Linked DNA regions of Mus musculus: region 1 is linked to region 2. Evidence: chromatin contacts called from ENCODE Hi-C or POLR2A ChIA-PET data. All regions are on one chromosome and are shown on one strand. The core of a region is the stretch at or near the end of the contact, and the rest is flanking DNA. Distances in the headings are between cores, read along the strand shown.

The links. Hi-C counts contacts between places; a loop is a spot of excess contacts on that map. ChIA-PET counts read pairs that join two places held with the same protein, here RNA polymerase II (POLR2A).
Region 1: a loop to region 2 is called in a map of left cerebral cortex, with 2.7 times the contacts of the local background. The contact joins the promoter of Nrn1 here to the enhancer-like site in region 2. A Hi-C loop is called at or near these places in 1 of 37 maps with a recorded cell type or tissue (left cerebral cortex). POLR2A ChIA-PET finds 5 or more read pairs at or near these places in 2 of 5 experiments (Patski and embryonic stem cell).

Annotation. Positions count from the first base shown.
Region 1 is chr13:36,732,319-36,735,929 of GRCm38, reverse strand. Nrn1 (neuritin 1) reads left to right here and starts at 1,453. Exons shown (of 3, transcript NM_153529.2): 1 at 1,453-1,694. The coding sequence starts at 1,640.
Region 2 is chr13:36,429,660-36,433,166 of GRCm38, reverse strand. The region is part of intron 6 of Fars2 (phenylalanine-tRNA synthetase 2 (mitochondrial)); the gene reads right to left. Among named protein-coding and RNA genes, the nearest start is that of Gm46409, 180 kb to the left of the region's middle. Within about 2 kb of position 1,745, at least 1 of the 3 ENCODE cell types and tissues checked has a DNase peak (open chromatin) inside an H3K27ac peak, as active enhancers do; it is left cerebral cortex, where a contact is called at or near this core.

The DNA.
Region 1 (3,611 bases), core at 204-2,703, 300 kb before region 2:
CGAAAGGCAAATTAAACGGAAGCCCGGTCTCCCTAATCCCCTTTCATTTCTGCCACTAACCTAGCCTTACGCGGTCGCCCTGCAGTCTTATAAAATATGAAGGCTCTTTTATTTTTCTCCTTTCGCATATCTCTTCATTGGCTCAAGTAATACAGTTAGCCAATGCGGCCATCAACATTTGATTAAAGACGCTAGAATTCAGACTGGGAAAGAGGGTGTGGTGCATTGCAGAAAAGGAGAAAAAAAATCAAAACTTAATTTCATTTAAGAAGTAGCCCTGATTATTTTTCCATCTTACACGATCCACTACAGGACCTTGCACGAACGCAGCTGAAGAGATATTTCTTTACTGCAGTCAGTGCTGGATCATCAAAAAATAAAATAAAGAGCGCAGGTGTGTGTGGGTCTGGGTGTGTACGTGATGGACGTGGGTGCGTGTATCAACATGTCAGTGTGACCCTACAGATGACTTCAGGAGGCCCCAGAAAGGAGTTGTACACCAGAGCTTGCCTTGGAAATTTCCTAAAGCGCGAAGAGTTTGTAAACCACAAGAAACCGAAATTTACCCTAGCCTAGGCTTCTTGCCCGACAGCCTTTCCAACCCCCTAAAATAGGTGTCTCTATGCCTGGTATAGATGCCCCTCGGTGGGTGAGCGTCGCGAATAGTGACATTCACAAGAGGGCACGCAGAGTCTATTTCTGGGGGCCCCCATGCGAGCCGAACGAACCCCCGGGGCCTGGGTGTGTACGCGCGCTCGCGTGCGGAGTGTGCGGGCGAGCTCGGGGGCGCTCCCGGGCGTGCGCTTTTGTGAGTGTGTGCGTGTGCTGGGGGGCCGGGTTATGTGCTCACGCGCTCTAGGCTGCGCCTAGAGCTCAACTGTGGGGCTGGAGAGAAAACTAGGGTAGGCAAGTGAGGGGGTCTGCACCCCACTGAGGGCGAGAGAAGGGTGATTCGGACCGGAGGAGTCTCTCCCCTCTGTCCTCCCTGGGCCCAAAGCTCCCCAAACCTCTCTGCAGGGTTGGAAGTGTCTGGGTTCGTTGTGGCGCCAGTGAAGGAGGGAGCAGGTTGAACAATCGAGTGGGCGCACCAGGACTCCCCGTCTCCGGGGCGGGGAGAGGAGAGGGAGCCCCGATTCTGCGCAGGGAGGGGGCGGGGCTGGGGGCCCCTGGAACGAGGAGGCGGGGGTGGCCACTGGGATGAAAATCAGTCACTACAGAGAGGCGAGATTTCGTTGAGATCGCACATTAATTGGAGATATCTGATTAATTCCAGAGTCTTATGACTATAAATGGTGATTCTCTACCAAGGTGTCTATATTATAAAAAAAAAAAAAAATCAATCCGTGTCATCCCCCACGTCAGGCCTGCTCGTGGGCGTGAGGCTGTACTTCCTCCGCCCCCTCCTAATGGAGTGAACCATTCCCAGCTCTCCCCCCCCCCCCCCAGCCTCTCACTCTCTCACTCTCTTTCTGTCTCTTCCTCGCTCCCTCTCTTTCTCTCCTCCCTCTGCCTTCCCAGTGCATAAAGTCTCTGTCGCTCCCGGAACTTGTTGGCAATGCCTATTTTTCAGCTTTCCCCCGCGTTCTCTAAACTAACTATTTAAAGGTCTGCGGTCGCAAATGGTTTGACTAAACGTAGGATGGGACTTAAGTTGAACGGCAGATATATTTCACTGATCCTCGCGGTGCAAATAGGTAAGTGGCCGCCCGGTACGGCTTGGTAGGCGACCGGAGATTGCCTACCCCAGAGGCGCCTAAGGGGACTTGCTGGCCAGGGTCTGCCGCTGGTTGCAGAAAACCCTGCAGACTCCCTGAGTCGGGGCATTAGCTCTTGGGGACTCTGGAAGGAGTTCTGGTTTGGTTTTCCTAAAGAAAGTGATTTCTTTTGCAGGGAAGTGTGTGTGTGTGACCGGCTGTTTTCCAAGGGGGGTTCTCCCTTTTCTCCAAAGCGCACATCCATTTTTTTCCTCCCTCTTTGGGGTTAAAACAGGATCTGAGCGCTCGTAGCATTTGTCCCCTGTTATACTGCAAGATACTATCTTGAGGGGTCAAAAGGTAAAGGGAGGAATAAGATGCCTAGGTAGCTAGGGCTGAAAAGTTTATATGCAGAAAGCAAAGATATTCTAAGGCTGCCCTCAAACTGCAGCATTTAGAACTTTGTCCTTCCTCCGCCCCTCCCCCTAGATCTTAGCTGCAGCGTTTGCTCCGGGCACCGCAGACTACTCCGAGAAGGATAAATCAACCAAATATTCACTGATATACTTTTTCAGGGTCATGTGTGTCTGTGATTTTTGGCAGATTAGCATCTCTATTATTTTTATACAGGAAAGTGGTTTAACGTGTTCGCATTTTGTCTTTTCGTGGGTTTGTAATTTTTGTTTGTGGCGGTTTATTGGATGGATTTATTTAGCCCCCCCCCCCATTTCATGTTAAGGAATGTGAGTCTCAGCTACACTGTTGGGAGGCTTTTTTAAAGTTTATATTTTTCCATCCAAAATGCAAATGTTTTAAGTACTAGTGAATCCGCTTATGTGATACTGGATGGAAACATTAATTAATGTAACTGAAAAGGGAAATTAAAGCAGCTTATTAATAGAATGGACAAAAGGAAAAAAATAGAAAGTCTCCCAGTGGTTATTCTGCAGATGGAGAAAACTGTTCGTGCCAGGCTGGAGCGTTCTTTACAGACAAATCCTTGCAGCATTTCAGGGGTGCGTCAGGGAATTTGTGTGGGACAAGAGAAGAAATACTTAACATTTTTTCTTCATAAGAAATATAGAGAAATTGGGGCTTTCGGAGCATTAAAACTGATTCTTTCTATGGGGTCCATATGCATTTGCCATATTCTTGAGAATTTGTTTGGGGGATTTTTTTGGTTGTTTATTTGTTTATTGTTTTGCAGAAACTGGGATTTTTGCAAAGCAAGGAGCATGCACCGGGATGTTGCCTTTTCCTTTAATTTTAGGAGATGACTTAATGCTTTGCATCTGGTGGTTTTGTGCCTTTGACATTAGTTCAAAGAGCTGCAACCATCCTAGGACATAGATCCCAAGGGCAGCAAATGCTGTAAGTGTTAGAAATAAGTGAGTGTGGCATTTTGCAGTTAGACGACTAATGTTCATAGATTAAGAAACAGCTAATGTTTTAAGATAGGGACTTCACCTGGAGGATGTTTGGGGACTCTGTTTTCCTAGTAGATGAGAATAGAAATAATGAAACAGTAATTTCAGGAGAGATGCATTTGATGAACCTCAGCCTGAAGATGACCAAAATTTTCATAGTGGAATTAAAATGTATGTTCCTAAATATCTACCTTTCTCCCCCGCCCCCCATTGGAGCCTCAGTCTTTATTAATTCATGGATAGAAGCTGTCCCAAATTACTGACATTTGGCAAGAAGCGTGGGGGTTGGGGAGGGGCGGGGAAGTAGAGGATGGAGAACGAATGAGGAAGTTTGGGATGAATGAGAGAGGTCCAAGAAATGAATGAGAACATGGAAACCGCACTGGATGGGGATGCAGAGGAGACAGGCCGGCTGCCTGTCTCGGGGTTACAGAAACCGGGTTCAGAAAGGACTGGGAACTCGACCGATGTGTGGTGCCTGCACCCTCTG
Region 2 (3,507 bases), core at 496-2,995:
AGTACTCAACACAGAGCAAATGTGGGGCTTTCACACTACATAAACCATAACATTTGCCCAGTGACATGACTGTCAGCTGAAAACAGTCTGCAATCACAGGACCTGGAAATCTCAAAGCCCTTCTTAGAAAACATCTGAGTATCTTCTGCCTAAAATGTGAATGGAAAGAATGTTTTGGGGCAACATTCACCAAAATCCTAGATCACGAGTGCCCAGCTTGTACTGTGGGTGGTCCCAGAACTGCCCTGCCCGTAGAGTCTAATAGATAAGAATGTGGGCCAGAACCACAGGGTTCAAGTTTCAGCTTTGTCTTTTGTTGCTTATATGGACCTTGGCCAAGTTTCTTGGTGTTCTAATCCTTCATGTTCTCATCTGCAGGATGATACCACCTGTGGTATTCATCTCACAGCATTATCTATTCAAATGAGATATCGTATGGTAGGTGCCAGGCATAATAGTTGCAAGATGCCAGGCAGGGAAAACAGCACTGGGGTCTTGTATGGTACCTCCTGGACTGGAGCTCGAACACATACACACATAGCTCTCAGCATTGCATGTCCTTCTGGAGTCCAAGGAAGCTGGCCCCAAGCTTTCTAGGATTGCCCCCAGACATTTATCTCCTATGATGCATACTGGAGACAGAAACTTTGGTTATGTAAAAGTTTAAAAGACTGAAACGATGCAAGCTACTTTAAGGATACCGGAGATAAACGATCTATTTATATTTTTATGGTGAAGACATAAATAGAAAAAAACACAGCACCCGAAGAAATGTTCCTTAAAATATATGTGCAGCATGGGTGAGAGATATACGCAGAACACACAGATGCTAAGGAGATACCTTTTCACATCAGCCATAACTTCGCAAGACACATTAATTCAAGGAGATTTACCAGGCACTGATGTAATTATAAAAATGAACTGTCTGACAAACTGGGGCATGGGCTGCTTCAGTGACTTTTTTTTTTTTAGACGTCATTATGTAAGCAGTTTGTTGGCACAGAACTGTGAGAATCTCCTCAGTCATGGCCTTGACTCTTGACCCACAGACATGATTAATAAGCTGGGCCACACTGCTTTATGCAGCATCAGTGCATTCAGCAACTATTTACTAGCTGTCTACTGAACACTGGGCAGCACCAACACTTTGAGTATGGAGCAAGGACAGCAGAGATGAGGTTCTCACCTTCGTAAAATGATGAGACAGATATGGAACGTGATCATGGCAGCTAAAGTCTTCCATTGAATAATAAAACTGGGGCTTGCCACTCAAGCCTGACCATCCGAGTTCAATCCTTGATCCCAGGGCGAAAGAGAGAACTGATCCTGACAACTGCTTTAGACGCATGCCCCTTGGTTCATACGTACACACGTGTCCACACGCAGACTCAGGATGTGGATGAAGCTGAGGCAGGAAAATGCCTCTTTGGCCTTAGACCGTGAGTATACTGCTCTTCTGCTTCTGCCATCATCATTCGGAAATAAATCCATAAAAACCCAGTCTAAGCATGGGGTTAGAGGAGCTGATGCCTAGTCCTTCCAAGTTTGTTAATTTCTTTTCACTCCCTTTCAAGGTAATATTTAAATCAAGATACAGCCCAATTTACTTTGTGACTAACTGAATAAATCAAAAGTAGCAACAGACGTGTCACTCCTGGCTCACAGCCTTGCCCAAATCCTCCTTGGACCCTAGGAACATATTCCGCCTGTTTTAATTCTGTCTGCATGCAGGTAAACACACTCTGTCCAGTCCCTAATTTTGTCCCAGAGGCACAATGACTACCATTTGCTGCTTTAGAGGCAGCTTATATTTACTAATGAGTGAAAGCTCTGCAGATGAAGTGTCTAAGAGGAATTGAAGCATTCTTGAAGGTAGAGAGGGTGGTATTGTCCTCATTGCTCAGTCAGCCTTTAAAGCGAAGACACTCAATGAGATAACATTCTGTGGCTTGGTATTGCTTCTTCAGACTCAGAAAAACTGGGAATTTAGCAGATTTTCTATGTCCTGTTAGGGGAGTCCTTAATGATTCTGAGTGCATAGCTATTCCCGTCTGCCAACATCTTCAGAGAGGCTGCTATAATAAACTAGCAATCATTCTATCTTTTCTCATTTTTTTTTTTTTTTTTTTTGAAGAAGGTAAGAAATTTGAAAATTGTACTCTTACCAACTGGGAGGAGGAACAAAGGTAGGAAGAGCACTTACGGTGTCGGAGCTGCTGAATGACAGGGGGTGGATCATGCACAGAGCCTCAGAGCCTGGCTCTGGGGGGTGGGGGGTGGGGAGCATGGCCTAACCCTTCAAGGGAAATCTCTGGACTGAAGGTGCCGAGAGTCTTTCAGATGACATGAGTAGATCTGCTGCCATTCTCTACGACATGCTGCTGAGAGACAGAATCAAAGGTGACTGCATGTGACAGAAGCCACATAAAGGAAGCATGTGTGCGAGTGGCTGTGCTGTGCTCAGTGGAGAAAGAGACTGGTGAGGCCACACCTCTGCTCAAACATGGCAGGTATATGTGCACACATGTGTGCCAGTGTGTGTGTGTGCACGTGTATGTGCTTGTGTAAACATGACAAGGCAATGTGCTCACTGCATTCTTATCCACTGCTCTCAAGAGACAGAAAGCCATTCACATCAGAGCAAGCACTCAGCCCTCCTCTGTAGAGACCAAGTGGTCTTGACCACAGTGTTAGAATCAGTCCCAGTCTTTCATTCCCTTTCCCAGGATTCTGGTGTCTCTTTTTGATTTATAAAGTGCAGGTATAAGTGTGTTGGGGCTGGTGAACTGTGCCAGGAAGTCCGTGCTTGAACACTGGCTTCTAACCACAGGGAAGAGGCAACTTCTGTTACTGTTCCCTGAGTATGCTTGTGTCTCAGGACAGCTTTAAGACCCTTCATGTGCCTACCTTTGGACATCAGGGCAGCAGATGCCAAGTTACCTTGATATGACTGCAAATGCTATCACTGATGCTCAAGACAGGCAGGGAATGTTTACTGGGTAAACACGGGAGCACCAGTATTGCGATGTGGAACAGCCTTCCCGCTCATTAACTTTCCTGCAGCCTGTGCAGTTCAGCTCCTGCTTGAGAGTTTTCCTTCTTATATCCATTTTATGCCCCTCTGATCTCACATCTTGTTTCTAATCACAGCTCCGAGTGAAACACGTGTAAGGTAATTACTCCACGGTGTACTGTGGTACTGCTCATTGATTAGAAATAATTTTCAGAGTGAGCACCATAGCAAGGAACTTTGATCAAGCTAGGTTATTATTTCGATTCTTTTTCTCAGCCACATGCATCTGCTTCTTCTTCCTGGAAGAATGTGTGCATATAAATGAGAGAGAGAGAGAGAAAGAGAGAAAGAGAGAGAGAGAGAGAGAGAGAGAGAGAGAGAGAGGAGGGGGAGGGGGAGGGGGAGAGAAATGCCTGCCTGCCTGCCTGCCTGCCTGTGTAGATAGATCATGGGGCAGATGAGAGCTGTGTCCTCACCCCTACCCCACTGGCCCT